Linked DNA regions of Mus musculus: all the other regions are linked to region 3. The links are chromatin loops, found by intact Hi-C in ENCODE. Cell type or tissue: left cerebral cortex. All regions are shown on one strand. Region 1 has its middle 4.6 kb from the start of Olfr516. Region 2 has its middle 11 kb from the start of Olfr514. Region 3 holds the start of Eif3f (eukaryotic translation initiation factor 3, subunit F). Region 4 has its middle 17 kb from the start of Olfr470.

Region 1 (8,000 bases), 84 kb after region 3:
CATAATTTCAAACATAAACTGACTTTTCACATCACTGATTGTTTTCTTTGATGTGATTTTAATGTGATGTCATACCACCTGTCAGGTTTCATTCTTGTAGTGTGAACTCACGATGTGATATAAAAACAAAACACACACACCCATGCATGTATGCACGTACACACATTTGGGCATGCATGCACACACATACACACTCATCAGAAACACTCCTGTCAGCTTCCTTTCTGTGTTTTATTCTAGAAATTTTATGATTTCAGGTCTTACACTTAAGTCTTCAATTCATTTTCTTTTAGGCTTTTGGAGACAAGGTCTAACTCTATAGCTTTGGCTTGGCAGGCTTGGAACTCACTATATAGACAAGTTGGCCTTGAACATACTCCAAGCCTCCTTCCTCAGCCTTCCAAATTTTGGGTTTATAAGTGTGAGCCACTATATCTGCTTTAGTTGGTTTCAAATGGTGTAGAAGATAAGGATTTATATTCACTCCTTTGCAAAGGCATTCATATACTCCATCACCATTTATAGAAGAGATTATTCCTTCTCGGAATTAATTCTTGGTGCCCTCAGTTGCTTTTCTAAAATCTGATAAGACTTAGTTCATCCGGGTCATAAAGTCAGGAGAAATCCCTTCATCTAATGCAGGAATGTGATGCCCAGATAGTTTTAACTGCACACTGCCCCTTCCCTTTTAGTACTTCTCATCTGGCTATGGAAGCTTGGGTAATTAAAGTGCTCTGTAGAGCTTATTGAAACAAAGGTTTCAGCAAATAACTTTAGCATCTTTTTCTTTACTTTTTACCCCTTGGCCCTTGGGTGTCAAACATGAACACTTGCCAGATTATAGTACTATCACAATTTATATTCATCTAGACCCCTCTGGCATTTCACCAGAAATCTTTTCTTTTATTGAAAAAAAATCATACAATAGATTTTGATCATGCTTTTCCCTTTCCCCAATTCCTCCCTGATCCTCCATACCTCCATACTCACCCAACTTTATGACTTATATATCTCTTGACCCCTCTGGCATCAAACCAGGAATTGTCTACACTTTTGGATATAGGCATTTGTAATTACTAACAAGAATATTGTTTACTCAAATTAAGATACTCTGTCAGATGGTTCAGCAGTTAAGAGAGCTGGCTGTTCTATAGGATCCAGGTTTAATTCCCAGAACCCACACAGCAGTTCACAACTGTCTGTAACTCCAGTTATATAGGATCTGATCCCCCCCATACATATATGTAGGCAAAACACCAATGCATATACAAATACTTTCCCCATTTTAGCTTACTGGCAGTAGTGCAATTACACAGTTTCTTGTGCTTCTTCCCAAATTCACTCTATTGTTTCTTTTGTTCATTAGTAGGGACTCCAAAGGAAGTTGATTGTTTCCATACCTCACATTTCTCCTTACTAATTGCAAGGGTCCCATGGACTTTCTTACTGAGAAGCAGGTTTGGCATCTGTACAGAGTTCATAACAGTTGTGTTGAAAGTTGTTTCTTTAGCCTGTTTGAGAAAAGTGTGGTCAATTCAATAGAGACTCCTGAGTTAGTAGGGTTTTTCTATTTACCCTACACTTTTTTTTAAGACCTTTCCCCCTTAGTCCTACTTGTAGCACCATCCCCAAAGGCATTTGTTCTGCATGACATGACACACAGTGAAGTCATCTGTCTTTACTTCTAGTTATTCTTCATTTTCTGTCTCTCTTCATCATTTTCCTCCAGGACTGTCCATTTACTGTGAAATTTGTTGTATGGCCCCATTCATTCTATCTGTTTCCATTCTTTACTAGTCTGCCTAAAGAAAACAATGCATGCAAGTTTATCTTTCCCTTTATAGTCACACAGTGATTACAAGTATACAAAGTATTTTCTCACTAGTATATTAGCAAATTGAACCACAGTCTTGAGCCATTCTTGAGATTTATTCCTTAGGTATAATACTTATTTTTTTCTGGGGAGTTATTTTTTTAGTAAATATTTTCATATATATATTATTGGGATTGACACCATGACAGGTTATAGACAGTTCTATTAAAATTATCCACCTAGCCTCATATTCCAACCCAGTGATGTCCATGCAATGTGATTCATGGATTGACAGATAACCACTCTGCAGAGAAGAACAAAAGGAGGTGGTGTTGTGCCCACCTTGGCCGGCAAGGAAGACACAACACGGTCAGATTCTTCTTAATAGCCTTTATTACAGGAACGCCTCGATGCTGCTATGGGGGACCCCGGGAACCCAGGGAGCACTGCTTATATGTACCTCAGCACTGGAGAAGGCTCCGTGGCTCCCTGGGATTGGTCAGTCTACCGGCACCTAATTTGCATGCACCCGTTCGGGAGGGGTTGGCGCCAGATTTGGGCTAGCATCTGCACAGTGGTGTTGTTTACCACAAAGGCACACCTGAAACCGGCGCCATCCTAGAGTTGGCTTCTTACAAGGTGGGTTAATTTTTAGGTGTGAAATCTCTTCTCTATCAGGATTAGTGGTACATTTGCACTGGACACGGAATAAAGATGTTGGCAGCTTTGATGCTCCTAAAAGAGAGATGTTCTTTGACAATGGAGCCCCCTCTAGAAAGCTAGAGGTAGAATATAGAGACAAGGATCCACATCTTTTGACATTGGAAAAGGTCCCCTAAGATATTAGAGAGGAGAGACTGAAAGAAGAATTTATGTCCTGGCCACATCATCTGAGCTCTAAGTCTTGACTGGTTCATCCCTATATCTGCTGGGCATGAGACAATGGTCCCATTGATTGGTCAAGTCAGTTTGGACTAACTCCTAAGTGCAATGATTCTTATACAAGGCCTGTGAGAATAAATAAGATTGCCTGTATTTCACTTAAAAGTTAATAGGACTAGAGAACTTACATCTTTTACTCAAGTTGGGAAGACCAAACTGTGGATACTTCAGTCCTCCTTAGAATAGGGAACAAAATACCCATGAAAGGAGTTACAGAGACACAGTTTGGAGCTAAGATGAAAGGATGAACTATCCAGAGTCTACCCCACCCCAGGATCCATCCCATAATCAGCCACCAAACTCAGACACTATTGCATATGCCAGCAAGATTTTGCTGAAGGGACCCTGGTATAGCTGTCTCCTTTGAAGTTATGCCAGTGCCTGGCAAATACTGAAGTGGATGTTCACAGTCATCTATAACATGGAACATAGGGCCCCCCAGTGGAGAAGCTAGAGAAATCACCCAAGGAGCTGAAGTGGTCTGCAACCATATAGGTGGAACAACAGTATGAACTAATCAGTACCCCCAGAGCTCATGTCTCTAGCTGCATATGTAGCAGAAGATGGCCTACTTGGCAATCACTGGAAAGAGAGGTCCCTTGGTATTGCAAACTTTATATGCCCCAGTATTGGGGAATGTCAGGACTAAGAAGTAGGAATGGGTGGGTAGGGGAGCAGGGTGGGGGGAGGGTATAGGGAATTTTCAGGATAGCATTTGAAATGTAAATAAAGAAAATATTAAAAAAACAAAACAAAACAAAACACCCAAAAAATCCAAAAAAACCCAACATACAAGCAAAAACCAAACTGGGGGGTGGGGGGAACTTGATGATAATAAAACCAGACTTTCCATAAGGTAACTTTACACATTTTATTACAGTGAACAAGATGTTTGCTTGTGATGAGATTTCCCCTTGTATCAGCTTGCTCTCACTGTGGACTGCAACCTCTCTCTATCTTCTAGGTCTTATTTTTAGCATCTGCGAAATGTCTGCTTCTATTTCCTTAAGGTCGGGCCAAGTCAGCTCATCATCCACACAACTACATTTTCATAACTGGGGACACAATGGTGAAATCAAATCTCCTGTGTGAACACATGCTCATTAGTCCCTGTAGAAGCCTGAAAGAGAGCTGCATCTAGTTATTACATTGGTGTTTCCTGATCTCCACAGAGGAAAGTCTGTATACATGGAGTGTAAGGTCTCCAGAGAGAAGGCTTCTCCCAGAGCATACAATGTTATAAAATCAGTGCACCCATTCACCAAGTTGTATGGATGGGAATGCTTTTAAATATGAGGTCACATATCTGATCCATTAGGGTAAGCATCAGCTCATAGGTTTTGAGCTAAAGATTGTGCTTGAGAGAGTCTATCATTGGCTTCCACCTTATCAATCATGTCAGGGGGATCCTATTTCAATTCTACTGGCATTTGGGGGTACTTGGCAAGTGATCGCTCTGCTTTGGTAAGAAAACCAGTTGCTCCAGTTGTTTCCCCTTTCTTCTTCACACAAGGGTGTAGATAACAGCTGTAGCTCTAAGGGAGTAAGCTGGCATAAGTCATCAGTTCACAGTGATCAGATCAGAGTGAGGTGGTCAAGAACAATTCTGTAGGAGAGGAAACTCTGAGGAGAGAGCTACTTGTTCTACATGATAAGGAAGGTTAATGCAAAAGCCAGTGAAACATGCTGGTGAGTTATCCAAGTTAGCACCAGGCACTCCATAATAAAGGAAGAGAAGGGCTAGTCAGGTCCAGTTATTTATTCAATTATTATTTGTTATTTTTGTTTGTTTTTTTTGAGACAGAGTTTCTCTGTCTAGTCTTGGGTGTCCTGGAACTCAGTCTGTAGACCAGGATGGCCTTGAACTTAGAAATCCACCTGCCTTTGCCTCCCCAGTGCTAGGATTAAAGGTGCGCACCACCACTGCCTGGCTCTAGTTCTTATAAAACATTCACAAAAGTATGACTTAGATTTATTTAATAAATTTTATCAGCCTACTTGTTTGTTTAGTTAAATAAGATCCTCTCTGTATTACCTTATAACTTGTTTTGTACATTAGAAAAAATTTTTTGAGTTAAAGTTTTTATTTTCCTTCAGAGATAATTTTACTTATTTTATGAAACTTTTGACATCAATAACATATTATTGTAGTTAGCTTAGGCACATTGGTATGTTTGTGTTCATGTGTGTGTGTGTGTGTGTGTGTGTGTGTGTGTGTGTGTGTGTGTATGTGTTGGCCTGTACATGTAGAGTTCAGAGGCTGACATTGGGTGGCTTCTTTTATAGTTCTCTGCCTTTTTCTTTTTGTTCTTTGAGACAGGATCTCACTGTATAGCCCTGATTGACCTAGAACTCTCCTGTCTCTGCTTCCTGAGTGCTGGGACTAAAGGCATGCAGCATCATGTTAAGATATCTACCTTATTTTCTATGACAGAGTCTCATGGAACTTGAGCTTGCCATTTCAGCTCTGCCGACTGAGCAGTGAGTCCTGGAATCTGCCTGTCTCCACTCTGCCCTGGAGCTGGTATAACACATGCATATCACTGTGTGAACCCAGCTATTTCAAGTGGTTTCTGGGGCTCCAAACTCAGGTCCTCAAACATGAACATGAACACGAAGCAAGTTACCCACTGAGCCATCTCCCTAGTCCTAGGAATTTGCTTTTAGGAGATCACCAGAGTCATACTCAGAAATCAACTTTAAAAAAAACACCTCTCTGTTTTGTCCTAATAATCTGAACCCAAGGTATCATGTGTCAGTTTGTTATACAATTCTGTCTTCTGGCTTTCCTGTGTCATGTTCCATACTATAAATATGCTGTTTCTCTCTAAAGCTTTATGTAATGGCTGGCATCCTCTGTTCTAGTACTCAGGTGTCACTAGAGCAAATCCGCTCACTTATGCTTCTACAACTGTCTCTCCCACTCTTGTTTCCTTACATGCCTGGCAGAGGAATGAACATTTCATTCTGTGAGTCAAGAGAGGCCTGAGTGTTTTGGGAGGAAGCATGGGATTGTTTTGATGGAGTCATAGGAGACAGATGGGAGGAGAAGGTGTGAGATGTGGGACGTCATCAGGGTTCCATATACTGATGAGAAGGAACTTGAATGGTGGCCAGGATCTGGCAATGTTTATGGGATTCTGGCTCTAAGGATGTACGAGTACTGACAGTGGGGAGAAATCTGGAAACAAGGGGAGTTAGAGTGGAGGGAGAATTAGGTAGAGGGGAGTCAAGTGGAGGGAGAGTGGGGAGCTTTGTACAGAAGGGGGCTCTGAAGGGGAGTTGGACAAGGAGGAAAACAGTTAGCTGTATGTAAGATTGGAAGATGGTAGAGAATCAGGAATTCCATGCTCGTTTACTGCCTGACTCTTGTAGACCTCCCTCAGCTTAGCCCTCTTTTTATTTAATTAGGAATTTTCCTTGTTTACATTTTCAATGCTATCCCAAAGGTCCCCCATACCCACCCCCCCCAATCCCCTACCCACCCACTCCCCCTTTTTGGCCCTGGTGTGCCCCTGTACTGGGGCATATAAAGTTTGCAAGTACAATGGGCCTCTCTTTGCAGTGATGGCCGACTAGACCATCTTTTGATACATATGCAGCTAAAGACAAAAGCTCCCGGGTACTGGTTAGTTCATATTGTTGTTCCACCTATAGGGTTGCAGATCCCTTTAGCTCCTTGGGTAATTTCTCTAGCTCCTCCATTGGGGGCCGTGTGACCCATCCAATAGCTGACTGTGATCATCCACTTCTGTGTTTGCTAGGCCCCGGCATAGTCTCACAAGAGAGAGCTATATCTGGGTCCTTTCAGCAAAATCTTGCTAGTGTATGCAATGGTGTCAGCATTTGGAAGCTGATTATGGGATGGATCCCTGCATATGGCTAGCCCTCTTTTTACTGCAGTTTTCTACTGATGAATAAGATGCCCAGCTCAGAGCCAGAAGGGCTGTTTGGGGGTAATTCCTGACCATATAGGTAGGGTGTCCACGTACAGGGAGGGGCATAGGCTCAAGCTGGACTGTTGTGGCTAGGTCCAGACCAATTCTTAAACCAGTGCTGCTCATGCCCCATAGCCAGCCTCAAACTTCTAGAAAAGTCAGACAGTGAATGTGGATCTTCTTATTCTCCTGTTGTTGATTATTTCCCTTTAGACACAGTAGTCAACTGAGGGTAGAGTCCAGGCTTTCTTAACTTAAATAATTATTCCTCTATGGATTTATTAAGTTTCAATTTATCACTTTTATCTATTACATACATGGCTACCTGTTTTCAATTCTGGGAACAACACAAAGTCTAGAACAAAATTATTGTCATCCTGCAGTTTATATTCTAGTTTATATTATTTTAGGCATAAAGCACATAAAGATTGGATTATTTTTATTTGTAGTGAGTGCTCTAGCAAATGGCAATCAGGTGATAGGAGTTAGAGCTCTGGGTAGCAAAGATGCACAGAGTGGCTTGGGTGTCTTCTGTGGAGTGTATAGCTCAGGTTTATCTGAAAAGGTGTCGACATTCCTTGGTGATGGGTGTTAAACCAGGGAGTGTGTGACACAAACTCCAAGTATAGGTGTATTTTCTTTTAAAGGGAGCAAATGAGTCATAGATTCAGAATGGTACTACATGATGTTTTCTAAAGTCATTTTCTGCACTCAAGAATCAATGATAGAAAATTGGTTTCTAACATTTCTCATTGGGGCAAATTTTAGTAAATTTGGTACACCTGGACCAGAAACCAAAAAAATATTCTGGAAGCCATTTGATTTATGTTCCTTTGTGGTCACTTTGTCTACAAATCAAATTTTTAGGGATATGGTATATTTATTCAGGTATATATGGTTTAGTTTTCATTCTTAACAAAGTAAAAGAACTGTGCTTTGTACTTTGGTATTTATAAAAATCATTTATCAATATAGTTCATGTAATTTATCATAGTTTTAATTTGTTTACATTTTTTACTATTTGCCTAACTTGAAAGTCTTTCTTTAAAATTCATATACAAGTATACAATTAAAAGTAACACAGAGGTGCATGCATAAGAGTTATGGAAGGTGGATTCTCAATAACACAATGCTTGTATCCGTCCTCAGAATGGGTTTGGTTGATTTTTTGGTCCATAGGAAATGTTTCCAAAGACTATTACTCTACTAGTCAACGTTCTAGCTTTAAAATTATTATTATTATTATTATTATTATTATTATTATTACATAGTGTGTATGTGTGTGTGAGTGTGAGTATGATTGTGTG
Region 2 (8,000 bases), 120 kb after region 3:
CATGATAAAAGCAATCTACAGCAAATCAGTAGCCAACATCAAAGTGAATGGTGAGAAGCTGGAAGCAATCCCACTAAAATCAGGGACTAAACAAGGCTTCGCACTCTCTCCCTACCTATTAAACATTGTACTTAAAGTCCTAGCCAGAGCAATCCGACAACAAAAGGAGATCAAGGGGATACAAATTGGAAAGGAAGATATCAAAATATCACATTTTGCAGATGATATGATAGTATATATAAGTGACCCTAAAAATTCTACCAGAGAACTCCTAAGCCTGATAAACAGCTTCAATGAAGTAGCTGGATATAAAATTAACTCAAACAAGTAAATGGCCTTTCTGTACACAAAGGAGAAACAGCCTAAGAAAGAAATTAAGGAAACAATACCCTTCTCAATAGTCACAAATAATATAAAATACCTTGGCGTGACTCTAACTAAGGAAGTGAAAGATCTGTATGATAAGAACTTCAAGTCTCTGAAGAAAGAATTTAAAGAAGATCTCAGAAGATGGAAAGATCTCCCATGCTCATGGATTGGCAGGATCAATATAGTAAAAATGGCTATCTTGCCAAAAGCAATCTAAAGATTCAATGCAATCCCCATCAAAATTCCAACTCAATTCTTCAACGAATTAGAAAGGGCAATCTGGATTCATCTGGGATAACAGAAAACCTAGGATAGCAAAAACTCTTCTCAAGGATAAAAGAACCTCTGGTGGAATCACCACGCCTGACCTAAAGCTGTACTACAGAGCAATTGTGATAAAAACTGCATGGTACTGCTATAGTGACAGACAAGTAGACCAATGGAATAGAATTGAAGACCCAGAAATGAACCCACACACCTATTCCCAGACTCTTACATTACAGCTATGTTCTTTGTCCTGCACCTTCTCAGGGGTGGTGTCTCCTCACCTTCTCCTGCCTCTTTCTGCCCTGCCCAGCCATTGGCTGTTGGCATCTTTATTTACCAATCAGAACCAACTATGTGCACACACCCTAAGTGTCTTGTGTGCAGACAATTGTGTGAGTAGTTTTGGTGACCCAAATTAACATAATAAACCCACTCTACTGCATTATCAGGCTGTTTATGTTATGGATTTGGCTTCTGTTCTGTGAGGACACAAACTCTAACAAAGTGTCTGATCTTCTGACTTGATTTTGGAATCCGTTGGAATTTCTTTTATAGAGAAAATATGTCTCTCTGCTACTTAAAGAATGGGTAGGTCCCTATCATCCACCCTAGGATACAAATGTGATTATTTAATTATTTTAATTTCCTTTATTCTTGAATCATTTTTTTGTGTTCAATCTTTTTAAGAATGAATGGACATTTTTCAACAATGTTTCAATTTCCAGGATTTAGAGATATAAATAAAAATTCTTTTGTTTAAGCCATCCACTCTGCAATGTGTCACATTATACTATCCCATGGAAACCAGTGTATCCATATTTTTAAAAGTATTTAATATCATTACTCTTCATACATAATATTTATTAAGGAAGCCCTTTTGTAAACCTATGACTTAAAGCCAACTGAACAATTACTATTTTTAATCTGTAAATGTATTTATTGACCGTATGTTTTGTCTAGGTTTTGATCCCTACTGTGTTTGCTGACAACACAAGCTCTTATAATTTGAAATTTTGATCTTTTTTATTTCTTTGAATGTATCTGTCATTATTGTTTCCGTTCTGATTATTCTGACAGAATGGAATGGCAAAATGTGGCTTCCTTGCTGCTCCAGAATGGTGACCAGGCTCCCATCTCACTAGTGACATTGTCGGGGAGGATCCCTCACACAACCATGAACTGGTTTTGTCACTTGTCTCTTTAACTTCATCCATGCCCTTACAGCCTATTAAAGTAGAGGCCCAACGCAATTACATTTTTGTTGTTGTCCCACGAATAAACACCTGTAAAGTCATTCTGCTAATGTTCCATCCTAGGTTGTGTTCTGTTCACTATTATCCCACAAGCTTAACAAATTGAGCACAATGGGTTTGTCCTGTGAAGAGACAATTTTAATGATCGTAAAATGACTTGTATGGATAGACACTGTTCTAGGCCCTAGGAAAGCAAGATAAGAAAGATAGTCTAATGAGAGGAACTTATTTAAAACAAATGAAAGATTTGTTTACATGTATTAACAATTATTATAATTGTTACGAAGGAAACAGAGGATGCTGTGATGTAGTAACAATAAGGCCTTATCTCCTTGACTCCTGGGAGAAAATGAGCTTTTAAACCTTTTGAATGAGGCTTCAAGACTGATAGAAAAGCCAGAATGGGGCACTAAACAGAGGACCTATACAGCAGGAAGAAAGGCACAGGGCTTAAGGGTCTTGATGTGAAATTTTACAGGAAAGGAAAATCTGTAGATGTCATGGAGAGGTGGAATGGAGAGGTGAGCAGAAGAGATTCTATAAAAACTCATGGACAGTGAGAATGCCAAGTTTCGCCTAGTAGCCACTGTTGAATAACAGAAGGCTTTCAGACAAGGAGAGACAGGACCATATTTCAACTTTTGGTATATTCTGTGTGCTGAGTAATTGATAGGATGAAGGAATGGAAATAAGCAAGGAAGAGTCAATGCTACCCAGGCAGGACTGATGGTGGCTCAAGCTAGGAGAGATGAGAGTGTTTCCATGCTTAAGTAAGAATTCCAACTGACTTAACCTGATTGGGGATTGTATGCAGAAGCAGATAGGAGAAAAAGAAGTGTCAGGAATAAGTCTACACTTCAGGTTGGAGGTTCTCATTACTGAGATATGAAATGGATGGGAAAGAATCCTTGTGAGGAGTTGAAATCCAGTTTGGAGTAAACAACACTTAAAATGCTTGCTTACAATCAATGAGATTTATTAGCCAGGCTAAGAATTGTGACCAGGAGCGGTACAGGGAGACAGCGTTATAGGGCAAAAACAGGGGAGGGATGCAGGCTCTAGGAAGGTGATTTTAAATATACCACAGATACTGTTTATTATGTGAATTTTACAATAAAAGGAAAAGATGGGTAGAACTAAATGCAGAATGGTGAGTGTTTTTTTTTCTCTTCAAGAAGTTATTATTCCCACTTCTAGTAAAAGAGAGAAAATGGGTACCAGTAGAAACAGGTTGACTATTAGCTTCATAATTTGCCCAGAAATGATCCACAAACACATGTTATCTCTGCTATTTACCATGAAGTGTAAAATTGGAGGTAGAAGGAAAGTTTCCTCATTAGTTCCTATCATTTGAAAGATTTTGTGTTCTACTTCAGGAAGCTGTGCATGCACATGTACACACACACACACACACACACACACACACACACACACACACACACACGAGATTATTATAAAAAGGATTTAGGTATGCTACAAATATATAGTTATTTTGTGTATAATTTTAAATAATGGAAGTGTAAAAATAGGGTCCACTATGTAAGACTGAATTAAATTACTGCATAGGTTGCAGTCTTTCCGAAAAATCTAATAAAGAAGAAAGAGTGAATGCATTTAACACAGGGCTTGTGCCGATGTTTTCTGGGTAAAAGGTGAATATGAGTGGATAGATTTGTATACAAATAATGGGGAGAAAAGAGTCCTGTGAAACTACAGTTTCTAAACATTGATCTGCTTAGATTAGAAGACCAGAGGACACAGTATTAAAACAAAGAAAATGAGTTTAGGAAAACTGTCAGAAGGGAGCTTCTAGGTTCTATGTTAGAGGCCAGACTGGTCTATATAGGGAGTTCCAGGAGAGCCAAGAGTAAAAGTGAGACTTTGTTTAATAAGACAAGCAATCCCCAAGAACAACAATATCAACAAACAAAACCAAAACAGTTCTGATCAAGTCTGGTATGGCAGTAGATGGATCGAATTCACACTGCCACCTGGTGGTTCAAGAATGTAATTGATGTACGCTGTTCTGAAAGTCCATAAAATTAAACTTGGTCATGCCTTCAACATTTATTTATTTATTTATTTATTTATTTATTTATTTATTTATTTATTCATGCATTCATTCATTCATCTATTATTAGCTATTATCTTTATTTACATTTCAAATACTATCCCAAAAGTTCCCTATACCCTCCTCCCACCCTGCTCCCCTACCCACCCACTCCCACTTCCTGGCCCTGGCATTCCCCTGTACTGGGATTTATAAAGTTTGCAAGACCAAGGGGCCTCTCTTCCCAATGATGGCCGACTAGGCCATCTTCTGCTACATATGCAGCTAGAGACACGAGCTCTGGGGTTACTGGTTTGAAATAATTGGATCAACTACACCGGTTCCAGACATAAAAAAAATTTGGCAGGTGAAAAATTCAGAGGCAAATCTTACGTTCTTAGTAGGTGTTAGGCTTAAGACCAGAATGGCTGGCACAATCTTCACTTTGCCATCTCCTTTCCAAGTCTCTTGTCTTTCATCACCATTATCTCCATCACCACCACCATTAGCATTACTAACATCATCAGCATCATCAGCATCACCATACCTATTATTACCACAGCCATCACCATCATCATAATATTATCACAAGTGCTGAATACTCCATCAATGGGTGATGACACTAATTTTGAAGATTATGGGAACCTTGGAAAGAAGGACCTAACTGGAATAAACAGGTGTGCGTGTGTTTGTGTGTGTGAAGGACATATTTTTCTCTCCTCTGTGCGTTCAGGCCTCTTTATCATGCCTTCCTTTTCATGGATTAAAATACCTGACACTGAGATGAAAGACATCCTCGAGTTGTTTCCTCAAGCAGTTCTATTGTATTTTGTCACAACAAAATAAGGTCTAAAAAAACATAGGGAATTTGGTACTGAGAGATGTAGTTAGATGTGTGACTTTCTGATCATGTGGTTCACAAGCCATTGGAACTGGTTTGTGCAAGGCATTTGGAAAAATCTGAAAGGATGGGCTAGAATTCTGTTGCTACAGAAGTGCTAGAATTCTGGGAGCATATCTTAGTGGGGGTCATACAGTATGAATATGAAATATCTCTCAGGGCAGTGTTTGGGCCCTGAGTCCTCAGTTATTATTTTGTGAAGGCATAGGTTCTAGCTGACCTAAGCCACTAGAGATGAGGTTTGAGCATATAGCCTGGCCCTGTTAGTGCAAGACTCTGATTTCTTTGTTGGTACCATATGAAAAGCCATGGACTAAGCTGCTTCAGCCTTCATGCCTTCTCTGCTGGGAAACAGTGGTACAAATAGACGACTTCTTAAAATGGCCTCTGTCAGGCATTTTATTACAGTGAGGATAGAAATAATTGAAACAGAAAATAGGTACTGGCAAGTGGGGTTGTTGCGCTGTGGTAAACCTGATCATGTTGTTAGCAAACCATTGCAGATGGTTTGTGTGAAGAATGTGGAACTATTTGGAGATGGGATCTATAGAAGCCCCAGCACATTGTAAGCCATTCTGCTGGGCATTCAGAAAGCCAGTATGCCAACAGAAGTGCCAGCAAAGGCCAGGCTCAGAATGGTTCAGAGGCAGAAACAATGCTTTTGGGAATAGCTAGAGGGCATACATATGACATTCTGGCAAAGAATCTGGCTGTATTCTGCTCATATTCTGTATATCTGAGTGAGGCTGGCCGATCACAAAAATAATGAACTAGTTTACTTAGTGGAGTAAATTTCAAGAGCAGCATAGTATTTACAGTGTGAAATGGTTATTATTTTTTGCCCTTGGCCAGATTTATAGTGAGCAAAATATAGTAGAATGATCTGACAAATATGCAGTTTGCTGAGGAAAGAAGTTTTCATCCCTTAACATTGGAGATAAAGCAGATGCAGACAAAAGTGTCACTGTGGTTAAAGAGATTAGAGCCAGTAATGAGAGACCATGCTCCTCACTTCATACTAAACAATAGGGGAGCTGTCTATTGTCTTGAGGACAAGAACCTCTAATAGAAAAGGATCCAGAATATGAAACTGAACACCTATTTGAAAGTTTACCCTTTAAAAGAGAGTGCCTAAGAAAATAAAGCCCACAAGGTGCCTGACTCTAGAAACATACTCACATTAAGTCTACTGCAGATGTGGTAAAAGAGGGCCAAGCAGAATTTTTCATGACTTATATAGTGATTGTACGTATGACATATATTATACACAAATATTTATATATAGTATATATTTAAATATATGATTTTATATGTTTACACATAACGTATAACAACATATAGCATATAATATAAAATATAAATATAAAGTATCAAATATATAAAATATAATACACAATGCATAATATATAGTATAATGCATAATGTATAAAATACTATATGATATATAGTATATAGTATATATAATATATAATAAATATGCATAACAAATATATAATTTATAATCTATAGCATAAAACATTTAACACATAATATATAGCAAAATAGATAACATATAATATATAGTACATAGTTTATAATATGTAACATGTGATATGTTATATATAGCATATAGTATATAATACATAGCATATAGTATATAATATATAACACAATGCATAACATATAACATATAGCAAACAACATATAATGTATAACTCATAATGCATAATGTATAGGTATAGCATATATAATATACAATAAATTTAAGTATTATATATTTATATATGATGATATATGATTTATATAGTGTTTTATATAGTCATGATTTATATAGCACTGTTGTACAAGAACAAAGAATGAAAGAGCGAGGAGCCATCGTGGTTCCCGGATCCCTCGGAGACTAGTCTGCTCAGGTGAGAGTGGACTGCAGAGGCTGACATCTTTTGGGACAGGCAGAGGCCACACAGCTTCTGGGGCTGACCCCATTTTGGGCTCCAGGCATCCGGACACCTTCCTTGCCAGAGGAGAGGTGTCTGCCCCGCCCAGGAGGGCTTTGCCAGAGCACCTGGGGGAGCTGTCTCTGGACAAGGATCTCTCAGAGACTAGACTGTGTAGGTGAGAGTGCCGACTACGGAAGCTGCACAGCTTCTGGGACAGGCAGAAGCCACATAGCTTCTGGGGCAGACCCCATTTCGGGCTCCAGACTTCCAGGAACCTCCCCTGCCAGAGGAGAGGTGTCCGCTCTGCCTGGGAGGGCTTTTCCAGAGCACCTGGGGGAGCCATCTTGGTTCCCAGGTCCCTCAGAGACAAGCTGGGATGGGTAGAAGTCACACAGCTTCTGGGGCAGACCCCTTTTCAGGCTTCAGACATCTGGGCACCTTTCCTGCCAGAGGAGAGGTGTCCGCCCCCTCGGGAGGGCTTTGCCAGAGCACCTGGGAGAGCAGACTCTGGTCCGCAATCTCTCAGAGACTAGACTGTGTAGGTGAGAGTGCCGACTACAGAAGCTGCACAGCTTCTGGGACAGGCAGAAGCGGCATGGCTTCTGGGACAGGCCCTGTTTTGGGTCTTCATCTTCTGCCAGGAGGCAGGTCCAAAGGCCAGATATCTGTGCACTTTCCCTGCAAGTAGAGAGCTTGCCTGCAGAGAGTACTCTGACCACTGAAACTCAGGAGAGAGCTAGTCTCCCAGGTCTGCTGATAGAGGCTAAGAGACTCACAGGAGGAACTAGCTCTAACCAGAGACAACTATAACAACTAACTCCAGAGATTAAGGGTGGCTAAGGCAAATGTAAGAATCTTACTAACAGAAACCATCATCAGAACCCAGTACTCACACCTCAGCCAGTCCTGGATACCCCAACACACCTGAAAAGCTAGACCCGGATTTAAAAGCATATCTCATGATGATGGTAGAGGACATCAAGTAGGACTTTAATAACTCACTTAAAGAAATACAGGAGAACACTGCTAAACAGGTAGAAGACCTTAAAGAGGAAGCACAAAAATCCCTTAAAGTATTGTAAAAAAAACATGACCAAACAGGTGATGGAATTGAATAAAACCATCTAAGACCTAAAAAGGGAAGTAGACACTATAAAGAAAGTCCAAAGTGAGGCAATGCTGGAGATAGAAAAACTAGGAAAGAAAACTGGAACTATAGATGCAAGCATCAGCAACAGAGA
Region 3 (8,000 bases):
GGTCTGTGTTTTATCACAGTAATAGAGAGCAAACCAAGCTGTGCAGTGGTGGTGCATGCTTTTAATCCCAGCACTTGGGAGGCGGAGCCTGGTCCGAGGCCAGCCTGGTCTACTGAGTGAGTTCCAGGTCAGTCTGGGCTATACAGAGAAACCCTGTCTCCAAAAACAAAACAAAACAAAACAAAACAAAACAGAACGCAAACCAAGACAATGAAAAACTAATGATAATTCAGAAAAGCAACAAATACAGGCTCAGAAGAACCTGATAAACACATCATGTGTGGGTTAACTGTTCCAGAAGATGATGCTAAAGGCACTTCCATTTGGAATGGTTCCAAACAACAAATACTCCAGTGTAAGCAGGACCAGTGAGTGAGTGTGAGTTATGGGGTCCGACTTCACTTTAGAAACTTCTCTAATGACAGCTGTTAAAAGAGGAATAAAGTTCCTGAAGAGAAACTAAGCGGCAGGATTAGACCTGAGCGTGCCCAGGGCTCACCTGACATAGGCCTTGATGCTCATGCGCCCATGCTGGAGACCTGTGTCCACCGTGAGGTGAATGGGGTTCGGGGCCTCCCTGCTGTAGTACTCATGGATCAGCACTGAGTGTTCTGTGATGTCATGGCCTGTGGCATACCTGCAACAGCAATCATAGACGCAGGGCAGCTGACACCAATACCAAATGCAACAGCGCAGCGGGTGTTGCCGGGGTTCTCACACCCATTTTAGCAGTAATTAACAATATGAAAAACTGCATAACAAAGTTGTAATTGAAAATAAATATTCTTGACTTTCTAGGATCAAGTTATCATCAAAATCTCATAGGCTCTCGAGGTCACATGCTTTATATGTTCTATGTCTGAAAGGGGAGACGAGATCTAGTCTGATGACAATGAGACCCTCTATCCACTCCCACCCGCGCCATCTTACCAGCCTAGGATGAGCTCATTTGGGGAGACTTTTTTATGTAATTCATACATATTCTTAGCAAATTCCATGTCAACAGCCACCTAAGGGGGAAGGCAGGAGAGGAGGTTAAGAAGCTACAAGTATATGCTGAATAGGAAAAATTACCAACCCCCACCACCTGAGGAGGCCCAATGTGGACAGGGAAAGCAGAGCTTCAGCTGCAGCTCTGGCTACAGACACAGCACAGTGGGGCCTTCGGGGAAGTTAGGGGTTGAATGGCTGTGAACTATACAGGGGCTGCTTAAATCCTCTCAACTCACTTCATCTTCTGACTCATTGTGTGGCACCGAAAAGCAGTTGGTGACTTCTACCGAGTGCTTGTCAACAGTTCCTGGTAAAGAGAGAAGAGCCAGGCGTTACATAATCCTGAGAACTCAAAGCCCATGGCCCCTGACTACCCAATCCCCCAGGGTCAGGGCCCTTTCTAACTAAAGAGGAACAAGAACTCCTGAGCCTCCTGTCTCCAACAGCCCCATGCTAGGATCACAGGTACGCATCACCACACCTGGCTCCTGTGGTGCTGGAGAGTGAATTCAGGGCTTTATGCACGATAGGCAAGTGGTCTATAACTAAGCTGTTTCTCCAGGTCCTGCTTTTGGAGATGGCCTCAAAGTCAGCAAACACGAAGCCAACACATTAGCCCCAAGTCCAGCATCAACAGAACTAGTATTTTCCAGAACTCAAACTCAGAGACCCCCCCCCCCTTTCCATCACCAGACACGATTAAGCCTTCCTTTGCAAGGTCTCCTTTGCCTGCTATTTCCCCCTACCAGCCCTTCCCCACAATACTCTGTACTTTCTAGAGTAGTAGTTTTTAATCTTTTAATGCTGTGACCATCATGTTGTGGTAACCCTTAACCATAAAATTATTTTCATTGATAATTCATAACTACAATTTTGCTACTGTTATAAATGTAATTGAAATACTTGTGTTTTCTGATGATCTTCTGTGAAAGGGTCATTCCACCCCCAGAGGTTTTCTTACCAGACTTCCTCTCACACCCCTAACTCTCACATTAGTTACTGGATCTCACTGAGCCATAGGTCCCAACTATTCTCACTTGATGTCCTGGTACCTTCCTTTAAGTTCCTCACCCCCTACCCCTTGTAACATGTCTCTGCTAGTGTTGTCTTTTGTTGGCTAGCGTTATGGTTTCATTTTCTGAACTATGTGGTGGTTTGAATATGCTTGGCCCAGAGAGTGGTGCTAACAGGAGGTATGGCCTTGTTGGACTAGGTGTGCCACTGTGGGAGTGGGCTTTGAGACCCTCCTTCTAGCCGGGTGGGACGAAGCCCAGTCTTCTTCTGGGTTCCCTTGAATAAGACATGGAACTCTCAGCTCCTTCTCCAGTGCCATGCCCGCCTGGATGCTGCCATGCTTCCCACCTTGATGATAATGGACTGAACCTCAGAACCAGTAAGCAGCCACAGTGAAATGCTGCCTTGGTCATGGTGTCTGTTCACAGCAATGGAACCCTAAGACAAGGTTCTTAACCCACAGGTATACCTTCTGTCATCTGAACACTCACCAACTTTGACCACTGTGACTGCTTCCCCCATTTCAGAGCCTTTTCTCCTAGGGCCTCCAAGATACCAGTCTCTTCTAGCTTTTCCCCTTCTCTTCCTAATCTGTTAGCTCCTCTGACACCTCAGGGTTTCAGCATTGTTAGTGTTCCCAGTTTTTGTTCTATGCTTCTTTTCTAGGTCAAGTACTGGCCCAGAAACACTTCAGTTCATGTTTATGTGCCCAATCTCTTTTGCATTATTTATGGCTCTTTTCCTGCTACAAGGGCAGAGTTGAGTAGCTGTGACAGACTGCACACAAAGCTGAAAATATTCCCTGACTTTTTTTAAAAACACAGCTACCAATCCCTGTGGTAGGTGAGTACATCTACCTCTTTATTTCAGTTACTTATCTTCTGGGGGCTAGGGCATACTTGCCCACACCTCTTTACATTTGCATCTTCACACGTACTGTTAAAATTTGCCTTTCTTTTATACTGATTAATTATGGATGTGCAACTGCTTGCCCATGGAAGTCAGAGGACCGTCTGCAGGTTTTCTCCTTCCATCATGTGGGCTCTGGGAAGTGAAGCACGGGCAGGCAGTGAAGCGCCCTGGCAGCCCTGCTTACTCAATTTTCTACTTGACCAACCCACTGGTACACTCAGGGGCACCTCACAAGGAATACCAAGCCCAAGCCACACTCTGTCCTTTCTTCTTGTATGCACAACGGCAGCTCTAGAACTCACCCAAACCCCTCTCATGCTGCAGTTCTGTCACGCCTTGACCTGCGAGCTCTATTTCCTTGCGTCCACTCTCTGCCTCTCTCTGCCTCCCCTTTGCAGGTGCTCTGCTTCAGCCCTCAATCTGCTGTCCAGGCCCAACTCAGGTCTACTACTTTCCACAAAGCAGGCATGTTCTCTAGTTTCCCCTGCCTCGGCTCTGGAATGAGTGCTGGTCATGGGCCTCTGCAGAGACCAGCCTGGAGGAGTCTTCTCAGCTCCCTGTGAGTCCTGCCCCACAGGCAGGTGACCAAACCACTGAGGGCTTCACTTCCTGCCACCCTCCCGTAAGCCTGGGATGCCAACCTCTTCAGATAGTTGGCTTCTCTTCATCTTGAAGGTTAGCGACGGACACATAATACAACAACAGTCTGTGTCCAAATGAAAAATCAGAGGAGTGAGGTGGGGGTTGGGGGTGGGGGTAGAACTTGGAGCTGAGCATATCTAGGGTTTATGAACCAGTATGTAGGAAAACCTTGGGACACGTGCCTGTCTGAAAAGTTTAGGAAAGCTAGATATTATATATCCAGAATATGTTACAAATATACCTGGTTTATTTGAGTTGGAGGAAGCTTCTGACACATCCTCTTCCCTAACATGGGTGGTGGGCACTTTCTGTTTGTGCTGGGGTGGTGGTAGGTCACTGCATAAGAGAGGGCATGTGGGTACTCTGTTTAACGGGTCAAGGGCTTTGAACTTGCTGTCATTTGAGCTTTCATTTTTGGCAGCATGCCCTCTCAGTACCACGTTGTTGGGAGTATAAAATAACATGTAGATCAAGTATCACAAACTACGCAATAGCTTATACCTACTCCTTGCACATTTCTGTGGCTTAACGGCAATTCGGCTGAATTCAGATCACTCGGGAAGGCAAGCCACAGTAGGAAGGTGCAAAAAGAGAAACAGGCTAAGAGTTCAGGGGCGATGGAACGAGAGGAATAGTAAGATGCACAGGAAGAAAACATTAATTTCCCCAGAACTCACCCAACAGGGTTCCAATAACTCGGGCAGCTCCCTCGTTGCGGCGTTCGTAGCTGTCCACGATCGAGGCCAAAATGACGGGGTGTAGCCTGACCACGCGGCCGCCCGGGAAAGGCCCCGGGAGGGCGGGCCCGGGCTGCGAAGGCGCCGGCGTCTGCGCTGGGGCTGGCGCGGAGGCTGGGGTCTGGCCCGGGGCTGCAGGCGCAGCTACAGCAGGATCAGACGAGACGGGCGCCGGGGACGCAGCGGGAGTCGCAGCCGGTGTCGGAGCTGGCGTGGATGGGGTCGGGGCTGAAGCCGGGGCTGCGGTGACGACCGGCGCCGGGGCTGCGGCTGCAGTGGCAGGAGGGACATTAGCCGGTACGGCCGGAGAAGCCATCTTGCCGAGAAAGAGAGAGAGCCTAGAACAGAAGAGCGTGAGTTGGAGGAATTAGAAATTTGATTGGCTAAATTTATACCACGTGAATCATATCTTGATGACTATTGGACATGAAATTTCCGGCTAGTTGTAAGTTTTAGTGCGCGGTGTGCGCTTTAATTTCTGTCCGATGCGCACTCAGTGTGTAGGAGTCCAGAGTAGTTCCTAGTAACTTTAGGACTTCCTGGGGTGGGAATGGGGAGGAAGCAACTAGCAATCTACACAGTTGCCACCAGGTGGCGGCACAGAGTAGTGTAAAGGTCGCAATTGTTTAAGACTTAAATGGATATTAAATATCAGTCTTACAGGGGATTCACTGTTACATCCATTTAACTTATTAATCAATGAATTAAAATTTGGACTCAGGATCTACTTTGCATTCCACGCCTAGCCATATAGGTTAGGTTGGCCTGGAACTTACCTCAACTTTCCTGCCTCTGCTTCCCGAATGCTAGGACTATAGGCAGGAATCATCATGCCTGACCAATAGTGCTTTATTTGTGATGGCTTCATAAGGCATCATTAGGGAGGCATATTCATTCAACAATTTAAATGCTTAATATGCACCAGACTCTCTCTTATATGCTAGGGTATATAAGTGAACTAAATAGCAAAGGGTTGCATTCTCTTTGGGGGAGAGAAAAGGACTAAATCCTACATTAGGTTAGAAAGTGCTTCGATACACAGTAAATTATTATTACTATTTGACTGTGCTATGAGAAAGAAATGATCAGTGGAGGTTATGAGAGCATGAAAGATTATGAAGGGTTAGAGTAGGATACAATGAGGGTATCAAGTTGGAGTGGAAACTTGAAGAATTCAGGCAGCCAACTATTATTTGGGGTTTTGTAGGGAGAGCTCTTCTGGTGGAGTGAACAGTTCATGTAGAGGGCTTAAGGTGAATGAGAGCAAGACTAGTACATTTAAAGAAAGAATTTGGTGGTTAAATGGCATTATCAAAAGAAAGGATAGATCTCTAAGCAGGGCCAGGAGCTAATTATGAAGACTCCTATGCTGGTACTGGAGAGATGGCTCAGCGGTTAGGAACACAACTAGAGTTGTGAGTAGCTGTAAGCCACCAACCAACCCCTTCCCCTTGCTAGAACCTCAACGCAGATTCTCTGCAATAACCTCTTCCAAAGGTCCTAAGTTCAATTCCCAGCAACTACACAGTGGCTTACAATCATTTGTAATAGGATCTGATGCCTCCTTCTGGTGTGTCTGAAGATAGGGACAGTGTGTGTGTGTGTGTAATAGATAAATAAATATTTTCATTTTTTATTTTTATTTTTTGGTTTTTTGAGACAGGGTTTCTCTGTATAGCCCTGGCTGTCCTGGAACTCACTTTGTAGACCAGGCTGGCCTCGAACTCAGAAATCCGCCTGCCTCTGCCTCCCGAGTGCTGGGATTAAAGGCGTGCGCCACCATGCCCGGCAGATAAATCTTTTTAAAAAGACTCCTATGCTATAAAAAAATTTGGGCAGTAGAAAGATAGTTCAGTGAGAGAGAAACACACACACACACACACACACACACACACACACACACACACACAGAGACACAGAGAGAGAGAGAGACAGAGAGACACACAGAGATTCTCTGTTGTTGCAGAAAATCTGCATTGAGGTTCCAGCAAGGGGAAGGGTTGGTTGGTGGCTCACAGCTACACACAACTCTAGTTCCAGAGAAACCTATGTCCTCTTCTGGCCTCCACAGGCATTGCACTCACATGTACATACATACCCAGTCACAGACACATGCATACACAATTAAGAAAATAAAATCTTCAAAATACGTTTGTTTTTATAAAGGAAATGAGTGTTTTATGATCTTCAGGCAGCAAGCTGGAGGTATTGGTTTGATATTGAAAGCCAGCAGGCTCAAACCTCATGAACCAATGTTTTAGTTTTATTCAGAAGGCCAGAGGTAACTCATGATGCTTCGCAGAGTTAGTAGTGTAGGAAGCTCTTTTTACTTTCTCTTTTCAAAACAAGGTTTCTCTGTGTGGCCCTGACTGTCCTGGAACTTAGAGATCCACTTGGCTCTGCCTCCCTGAATGCTGGGATTAAAGGTGTGTGCCACCACTGTCCAGCATCCTTTTTCTTTTATTAAAGTTTTCATGTGTGTGTACTATATGCATAGGTGTGTGTGTGTGTGTGTGTGTGTGTGTGTGCCAGACATGAAGGACATTGGGTGTCCTGCTCTATCACCCTCTTCCCTATTCCCTTAAGACTGTGTCTCTCACTGAGCCTGGCGCTAGGCTGGTAGTCAGCAAACCCCAGCATCCTCTGTCTCACCATCTACAATGCTGGGGTTGCAGGCTCACGAGCTACCACTCCTGGATTTATGTGGGTGCTGGGATTATAACTCAGGTCCTCATGCTTGCATAGCAAGTGCTCTTCCCTGCTGAACTATCTCCTTAGCTCCTTTAAAAAGCTTTCTTGTTGGCATAGATTCTTTGTACTCAGGTGGATATTCCCACCGATTCTCTCTCTCTCTTTAAAGATTATTTATTTATTTATTTATTTATTGAATGTACATGAGTACACTGTTTTCAGATGCACCAGAAGAAGGCATGAGATCCCATTACAGATGGTTGTGAGCCACCATGTGACTGCTGGGAATTGAACTCAGGACCTCTGGAAGAGTAGCCAGTGCTCTTAATCACTGAGCCACCTCACCAACCCCAACCTATTCCTCTCTTTAATCCTCCTCCATTAGTCTTTTTCTTCCCCTAGTCTTCTTTCCACTTTCATGTTATATATGTATGTGCTACGTGTGGGTTATGTTATATATAAAAATAAAATTCTAGGATCCTCAAATGAGGGAAACATGGTCTATAAACAGTAAGAAGAGACCTCCTTTAAAAAATGTATGTATGTATGTATGTATGTATGTATGTATGTATGTGTTTATTTATTCACTTTACATCTTGCTCACTGCCCCCTCCAAGTCACCTCTTCCTGCAATCATTCCTCCATTTTCTCCCTCTTCTTCTCTGGATATGCCCCCATCCTGGCACTTCAAGTCTCTGCAAGGCTAGGCACTTCCTCTCCCACTGAGGCCAGACAAGGCAGCTCAGCTAGAACATATCCCATATACAGATAACAGCTGTTGGGATAGCTCCCACTCCAATTGTTTGGAACCCACATGAAGACCAAGCTGCACATCGGCTACATATGTGTGGGAAGCCTAGTTCCAGCCCGAGTATGTTCTTTGGTTGGTGGTTCAGACTCTGAGAGCTCCAAGGGTCTAAGATAGTTGATTCTGTTGGTCTTCCTGTAGAGTTCCTATCCCCTTAGGATCCTGCAATCATTCTTATTCTTCCATTAGAATCCTCAATCTCC
Region 4 (8,000 bases), 1.1 Mb after region 3:
AACCAGATCCCCCCCAAAGCTCCCAGGGGCTTAACCATCAACCAATGAGTATACATGGAGGGACCCATGGATCCAGCTGCTTATATAGCAGAGGATTGACTTATCTAGCATCAATGGGAGGGGGACCCCCTAAGTCCTGTGGAGGTTCCATAACCCAGCATACAGGAATGCTAGGGTGCTGAGGTGCTGGGGGATGGGGGGAGTCGGGGTTGGTGGGGGAGCACCCTCATAGAAACAGGGGATGGGGGAGAGGACATGGGGGTCAACTGGAAGTGGGGGTAACATTGGAAATATAAATAAAAATAATGAGCTGGGCATGGTGGCACATGCCTTTAATCCCAGCACTCGGGAGGCAGAGGCAGGCGGATTTCTGAGTTCGAGGCCAGCCTGGACTACAAAGTGAGTTCCAGGACAGCCAGGGATACACAGAGAAACCCTGTCTCAAAAAATTCAAAAAATAAAAAATAAAAAAATAATGTAGGTGACTTACACAAAAACAAATATTACATCTCTTCCTGTAGCACCCTAAAGTGTGACTACAAAAGATACAATGATGCTCAAGAAAGTAGTTCCAAGCACCTGCTTCTGATGTCACAGATGATCACAGGATTGCCCATGCTAATTATAATTATTCAAATCAAGTTACAAAACCAACTAGATATCTGAAGTTCTAATATTGCCTGTTAATAATGAAGAGAATAAAACCCTTGGGATTTTAAGAAATATCTCAGCCAGCAAAGTCTATATGAGAACAGACACCCAATTTTCTTGTCTCATTGGATTTTCTCCCACTGGACTTTCAATTATATGCTAATAAAGATGAGTATGTCTAGTGGTAAGCTGTTTATGGTCTAACATCACAAACAGTCCCAAGTCCTGCATAAGAAAGTCCTATTATAGGAAGATAATTCCTGGAACCTGTTCATGCTGCAATATTTGTCAAACAGGTAACATTCAATCTTTCTTTTATATTGATACATAAATGTCCCAAGTGGAGGCCTCAGGCTTCTGAATTAGTCAGTCTCGGGCCAGAAGAAGAACATCATCTCTACCTCTTTTATTAAGTAATGTCTTATTTATTCCTTGAGAGTTTCATACAATATATTTTTGTCATATTTATTCCCTTCTAACTTTTCTCAGATCCTTCCCCACCTCCTCCTTCATACTCAACCAACTCATATTCTCTCCCTTCCTCCCTCCTTCTCCCTATTCATCTCCCTCCCTCCCTCTCCATCCCCCTCTCCCTCTCTCTGTGTATGTCTGTCTGTCTATGTCTCTCGGTCTCTCGGTCTCTCGGTCTCTCGGTCTCTCGGTCTCTCGGTCTCTCGGTCTCTCGGTCTCTCGGTCTCTCGGTCTCTCGGTCTCTCTCTCTCTCTCTCTCTCTCTCTCTCTCTCTCTCTCTCTCTCTCTCTCTCTCTCTCTGTGTGTGTGTGTGTGTGTGTGTGTGTGTGTCTGTCCGTCTGTCTGTCTGTCTTTGTCTGTCTCTCTCTGTTTCTCTATCTCTGCTTTCTCTCTCTTTCTTCTTTTTCCTAAACCTACCCTCTCCAGTTAGCGTTGGCCATCTACTCCTGGGTGTAACTCCTGTCTTGGAGTGTTAACTATACTCTAAGTGTCACCCCACTAAAGAAAATAGACCTTCACTCTCCCAGAAGTAATAAAATGCCAATATCTGCTCAGCTACAGGTGGAACTTTGTGCTCACTGGCCCTCATCCAGTCTGGGTTTTTGTCTGGCTTGAGCTAGTACAGGTCTTGTACTTGCTGTCACAATCACTGTAAGTGCATCTACCTCATTGTGTCTGAAAAACACTGCTTCCTTGCACTTATCCACTGCCTCTGACTCATAAACTCTCTACCCCTCCTATTCTACAGAACCCTTGAGAGTATAGATGCCCCATTTAGGGCTAAGAATTCTGCAATATCTTATTTTTCTGCACATTGTCCAGTTGTGAGTCTCTGTGGTACTTACCATCTACCACAAGAAGAAACTACCCTGATGAGGCTGAGAGATGTACTGATCTGGGTATAGCAATAAGTTATTAGATGACATTTTATAATTTGCGCTTTTATCTAACTCACTAAGCACTGCTTAAATCTAAGTGGTAGAAACTCAGACTACTTTAAGTGCATTCATGTATGAATGGACATGTAAATTACTTTCATATCTTGGCTACAGTTGTAACGTTACTACATCATATGGAAATTCTACCATTTGTGTATTGGGAATCTCTATACTGTTCTTCAAAATGACAGCTAATTTAAAATCCAAAGTAGACTGTGCACTGATATCACTCATGAGACTCAATTTACAGTTACATATGATTATACACAATAAATTTATATTATGGTTTTATTAACTAAGTTGTCAGTTCAATAATTCATAAAAATATATTAGGATATTTCTTGTTAACACTATTGCCTTAAACATAGTCTATCTTCATTTCAGGGTTCTGTTGATTCTCCTGATTAAACTACCCATTCGGTTTTTTGTTTTTTTTTTTTTTTTTGTGTGTGTGTGTGTGTTCAGGTTTCATCTTTTAATTAGCTCCATAAAGGACATCCTAAACACATCAGACACAATAGAATACTTTTCTTCCAGTATTAAAAAATGACATTCACAAACATTTTAAAGAAGCTCTTCTATATAATCAGGATGGTGATCTTTAATAAAAAACATCTCTAAGCAATCATGATCTTGACTCGGATTGTTCATAGGTACATTCAGAAATCACTTTCTGGCCATGATAAATATTGTTTACAAGGTTTTAAAATGTCCCTAAATACACATCAACTTTAAAAACTGATTTAGCCTGGCCACTTTTTTCTTTTGGCCAGAAACAATAATCCTGAGTGCCTAAACAAAAATTCTGATAAAAGGAAAAATATTGGGACTGTAACAAATGTCTTAAAATTTGTTTTTAAAAGGGAAAAATGATTAAAGAACACATGGAGCTTTCTAAAAGTTCTTTAACAAACTACCTTGGGAGCTCAATTCAAAAATAGAACTTGATGTACTAAAACAGACGTTTCAGCGCAGCTCCAAAAATCTTTATAAATACAGCAATTTGCAAGGACGATCCTGGATCAGAAGTGTTATTCCTTGTGTGTATTTTGTGTGCATGCCCCATCTCAGTTGTCATAATTGTCTCTGTAATTTCCTCCTGAGTAGCGGTCATAGCCACCCTGGCTGCCACTGTAGTCTCTAGACCGCCCATACCCATATCCATATCCTCCAGGACGACTGTCATATCTTCCACTTCCATATCCCTGGTCTCCACCACCTCTAGAGTAACTGCGACCACGCCCACCAAAGGCACCCCCTCTGGATCCCCTGGCAAACTTTCCTGCATGATCAACTCGGATTTGGCGCCCATCCAGGGACTCTCCATTCATGGCTCTCATCGCATCTGAGGCATGCTCTGGGTTTGTGAAGGTGATGAAGTCAAAACCCTGGGATCTTTGAGTCTCCCGGTCCTTGACAACAACCACCTCAGAGATAGGCCCAAAGCTGCTGAAGTGGTCTTCAAGTGCCTGTTCATCGGTGTTGAAGTTGAGCCCTCCTACGAAGAGTTTCCCTTCTTCAGACGACATGGCAGAAGGAAAGTCCTGGAAATTAAAAGTCAGAGGACGGCAGAGACGATGAGCTCGAAGGAACCGGGAGAACCTCGGTTTTTATTAAAGTAACTGATTTTTTGATATCCCTTTCATATGAAACAATCTGATGCCCCCATGTGGCTAACATAAGCATCTGCTATTTTGCTGACATAAGATATAATAATGTAATACGGAATTCATTCTTTTGCTCATTCCACTCAGTTCTTAAAGTACAAATAATGACCTCAAATAGAATTGATTCTCATGCTTTTCTCAGAATTACTCTCCATGTGAAATTTCCCTTTATACTAATTGCAGTTATACTAACTAGGTGGTGTTAAGCTGCCCCAATAGATAAACACTAGGAATTTAGTGTGAGCTAACACAGCACAGTTCTATCTGACTTCGAGTGCATGTACAATATATGCCCTATTCCCACAGTTGAAACCTGGGCTAGTGAGAGGTTCTGCTATATTGTAGATGTATCGTGTAAAAGGTGTCAGTTTAGAAATTAGAAGAGAGTTGCGGACTGGTACTGTAGTTTGATCCTCATAAAATACCATTCACCTTCACAACAGAGTAGCATGCACCACCCACAGTGGCACAAGATCACAAGAAGACTAGGAAGGACCGGCTTCAATAGGACTGAGAAATAGAATTGAATCATATATCATATAGACCAGCATACAACTGTCACTTCAACTATTTGGGGTCTCAGCGCATCAGCGCTCTATGCATTAATTATACCTCCTTCCTTGATCAAAAGCCACTTCTGTGAGTGAGTCCTGTGTTCTGATCTGAGTCACTGCTCAGTTTGTATCTGTGGGCTTAAGGTAAATGATGATTAATATTCTGAAATTATTCATGATGTAACTTGGTTTGGGAAAGATTTGGGGGAAAACAAACATCAGAACAAAATGAAATCCACATTTATTTTTAATGGGCTAAATGTGGAGTAGTGTATATCAATCATGAGGCCATTTAATGTATTCTGATAGCCACTGGTTTTATTTCAGTAGGAAGCACTTCAAAAAAGATAGAGCCTGGGAACCACACAATGGTAACAGAGTTCATTATTTTGGGGCTAACTGAGGTCCCCACCCTTTGTTGTATCTTCTTTGTGTTGTTCCTGGGTGTCTACATCACCACCATATTGGGCAATGTCAGCATAATCATGTTGATCAGAAGAAGCCCTCAGCTTCACACCCCAATGTACCTTTTCCTCAGCCACTTGGCCTTTGTGGACATTGGGTACTCCAGCTCAGTCACACCTGTCATGATTGTGAGTTTGCTGAGAGAGAGAACTGCCATCCCTGTGGCTGGTTGCATAGTCCAGCTTGGCTCTGATGTGGTCTTTGGGACTGCTGAGTTCTTCCTGCTGGCTGCCATGGACTATGATCGCTATGTGGCCATCTGCTCACCCCTGCTCTACTCCACTCTCATGTCTCCCAAGGTCTGCCTCATCTTATTGGTTATTTCCTACATGGGTGGATGTGTGAATTCTTCATCATGTACCAGTTGTTTATTGAGCCTGACTTTTTGTGGACCAAATAAAGTCAACCATTTCTTCTGTGATCTCCCACCACTGGTGGAGCTTTCCTGTACCCATGTTTATGTTGCTGAAATGTCTCCTGCCATCTCAGCAGGCTCCATCATCGTCATCACCCTGTTCGTAATCATTATTTCATATGTCTACATCCTTCACTCCATCCTCAGGATGCACTCTACTGAGGGCAGGCACAAAGCCTTCTCCACCTGTACCTCCCACCTCACTGCAGTCACCTTGTTTTATGGGACAGTTACATTTGTTTATGTCATACCAAAGTCAAGCCACTCGCCCAACCAAATTAAAGTGGTGTCTGTGTTCTACACAGTGGTGATCCCCATGCTGAATCCCTTGATCTACAGTCTGAGGTACAAGGAGGTAAAAGAGGCCATGAGGAAATTGATGGCGAAAACACATTCCTCATTTTGTTTTTTTTTTTTTTTTTTTTTTTTTTTTTTTTTTTTTTTTTTCCATTTTTTATTAGGTATTTAGCTCATTTACATTTCCAATGCTATACCAAAAGTCCCCCTTACCCACCCACCCCCACTCCCCTACCCACCCACTCCCCCCCTAGGCCCTGGCGTCCCCCTGTACCGGGGCACACAAAGTCTGCGTGTCCAATGGGCCTCTCTTTCCAGTGATGGCCGACTCGGCCATCCTTTGATACATATGCAGCTAGAGTCAAGAGCTCAGGGGTACTGGTTAGTTCATAATGTTGTTCCACCTATAGGGTTGAAGATCCCTTTAGCTCCTTGGGTACTTTCTCTAGCTCCTCCATTGGGAGCCCTGTGATCCATCCATTAGCTGACTGTGAGCATCCACTTCTGTGTTTGCTAGGCCCCGGCATAGTCTCACAAGAGACAGCTACATCTGGGTCCTTTCAGTAAAATCTTGCTAGTGTATGCAATGGTGTCAGCATTTGGATGCTGATTATGGGGTGGATCCCTGGCTATGGCAGTCTCTACATGGTCCATCCTTTCATCTCAGCTCCATACTTTGTTTCTGTAACTCCTTCCATGGGTGTTTTGTTCCCACTTCTAAGGAGGGGCATAGTGTCCACACTTCAGTCTTCATTTTTCTTGAGTTTCATGTGTTTAGGAAATTGTATCTTATATCGTGGGTATCCTAGGTTTTGGGCTAGTATCCACTTATCAGTGAGTACATATTGTGTGAGTTCCTTTGTGATTGTGTTACCTCACTCAGGATGATGCTCTCCAGGTCCATCCATTTGGCTAGGAATTTCATAAATTCATTCTTTTTAATAGCTGAGTAGTACTCCATTGTGTAGATGTACCACATTTTCTGTATCCATTCCTCTGTTGAGGGGCATCTGGGTTCTTTCCAGTTTCTGGCTATTATAAATAAGGCTGCTATGAACATAGTGGAGCATGTGTCCTTCTTACCAGTTGGGGCTTCTTCTGGATATATGCCCAGGAGAGGTATTGCTGGATCCTCCGGTAGTACTATGTCCAATTTTCTGAGGAACCGCCAGACTGATTTCCAGAGTGGTTGTACAAGCCTGCAATCCCACCAACAATGGAGGAGTGTTCCTCTTTCTCCACATCCTCGCCAGCATCTGCTGTCACCTGAATTTTTGATCTTAGCCATTCTGACTGGTGTGAGGTGGAATCTCAGGGTTGTTTTGATTTGCATTTCCCTGATGATTAAGGATGTTGAACATTTTTTCAGGTGCTTCTCTGCCATTCGGTATTCCTCAGGTGAGAATTCTTTGTTCAGTTCTGAGCCCCATTTTTTAAGGGGGTTATTTGATTTTCTGAGGTCCACCTTCTTGAGTTCTTTATATATGTTGGATATTAGTCCCCTATCTGATTTAGGATAGGTAAAGATCCTTTCCCAGTCTGTTGGTGGTCTTTTTGTCTTATAGACAGTGTCTTTTGCCTTGCAGAAACTTTGGAGTTTCATTAGATCCCATTTGTCAATTCTCGATCTTACAGCACAAGCCATTGCTGTTCTGTTCAGGAATTTTTCCCCTGTGCCCATATCTTCAAGGCTTTTCCCCACTTTCTCCTCTATAAGTTTCAGTGTCTCTGGTTTTATGTGAAGTTCCTTGATCCACTTAGATTTGACCTTAGTACAAGGAGATAAGTATGGATCGATTCGCATTCTTCTACATGATAACAACCAGTTGTGCCAGCACCAATTGTTGAAAATGCTGTCTTTCTTCCACTGGATGGTTTTGGCTCCCTTGTCGAAGATCAAGTGACCATAGGTGTGTGGGTTCATTTCTGGGTCTTCAATTCTATTCCATTGGTCCACTTGTCTGTCTCTATACCAGTACCATGCAGTTTTTATCACAATTGCTCTGTAGTAAAGCTTTAGGTCAGGCATGGTGATTCCACCAGAGGTTCTTTTATCCTTGAGAAGAGTTTTTGCTATCCTAGGTTTTTTGTTATTCCAAACAAATTTGCAAATTGCTCCTTCCAATTCGTTGAAGAATTGAGTTGGAATTTTGATGGGGATTGCATTGAATCTGTAGATTGCTTTTGGCAAGATAGCCATTTTTACAATGTTGATCCTGCCAATCCATGAGCATGGGAGATCTTTCCATCTTCTGAGATCTTCTTTAATTTCTTTCTTCAGAGACTTGAAGTTTTTATCATACAGATCTTTTACTTCCTTAGTTAGAGTCACGCCGAGATATTTTATATTATTTGTGACTATTGAGAAGGGTGTTGTTTCCCTAATTTCTTTCTCAGCCTGTTTATTCTTTGTGTAGAGAAAGGCCATTGACTTGTTTGAGTTAATTTTATATCCAGCTACTTCACCAAAGCTGTTTATCAGGTTTAGGAGTTCTCTGGTGGAATTTTTAGGGTCACTTATATATACTATCATATCATCTGC

What was found. Hi-C counts contacts between places; a loop is a spot of excess contacts. Peaks named below come from ENCODE experiments on the same cell type or tissue, not always from the same donor. Only the 100,000 strongest peaks of a DNase experiment are listed, where the experiment ranks them.
Region 1: it touches region 3 in a loop (7-fold over the local background); 9 of 42 quality-filtered maps call a loop at or near these places.
Region 2: it touches region 3 in a loop (9-fold over the local background); 23 of 42 quality-filtered maps call a loop at or near these places.
Region 4: it touches region 3 in a loop (16-fold over the local background); 4 of 42 quality-filtered maps call a loop at or near these places.

Annotation. Positions count from the first base shown.
Region 1 is chr7:108,846,560-108,854,559 of GRCm38, reverse strand. No RefSeq gene overlaps it. Among named protein-coding and RNA genes, the nearest start is that of Olfr516, 4.6 kb to the right of the region's middle. In left cerebral cortex, a CTCF peak has its summit at 3,185 (motif pointing left); DNase peaks (open chromatin) are centred at 3,186 and 5,791.
Region 2 is chr7:108,810,885-108,818,884 of GRCm38, reverse strand. No RefSeq gene overlaps it. Among named protein-coding and RNA genes, the nearest start is that of Olfr514, 11 kb to the left of the region's middle. In left cerebral cortex, a CTCF peak has its summit at 3,882 (motif pointing left); a DNase peak (open chromatin) is centred at 3,860.
Region 3 is chr7:108,931,046-108,939,045 of GRCm38, reverse strand. It overlaps Eif3f (eukaryotic translation initiation factor 3, subunit F), which reads right to left and starts at 4,631. Exons shown (of 8, transcript NM_025344.2): 1 at 4,239-4,631; 2 at 1,230-1,300; 3 at 931-1,010; 4 at 500-637. The coding sequence starts at 4,614. In left cerebral cortex, a CTCF peak has its summit at 4,889 (motif pointing right); DNase peaks (open chromatin) are centred at 4,069 and 4,792; H3K4me3 peaks cover 1,330 bases; H3K27ac peaks cover 652 bases.
Region 4 is chr7:107,858,628-107,866,627 of GRCm38, reverse strand. It overlaps the pseudogene Olfr471-ps1 and the pseudogene Gm10156. Among named protein-coding and RNA genes, the nearest start is that of Olfr470, 17 kb to the right of the region's middle. In left cerebral cortex, a CTCF peak has its summit at 3,722 (motif pointing left); a DNase peak (open chromatin) is centred at 3,664.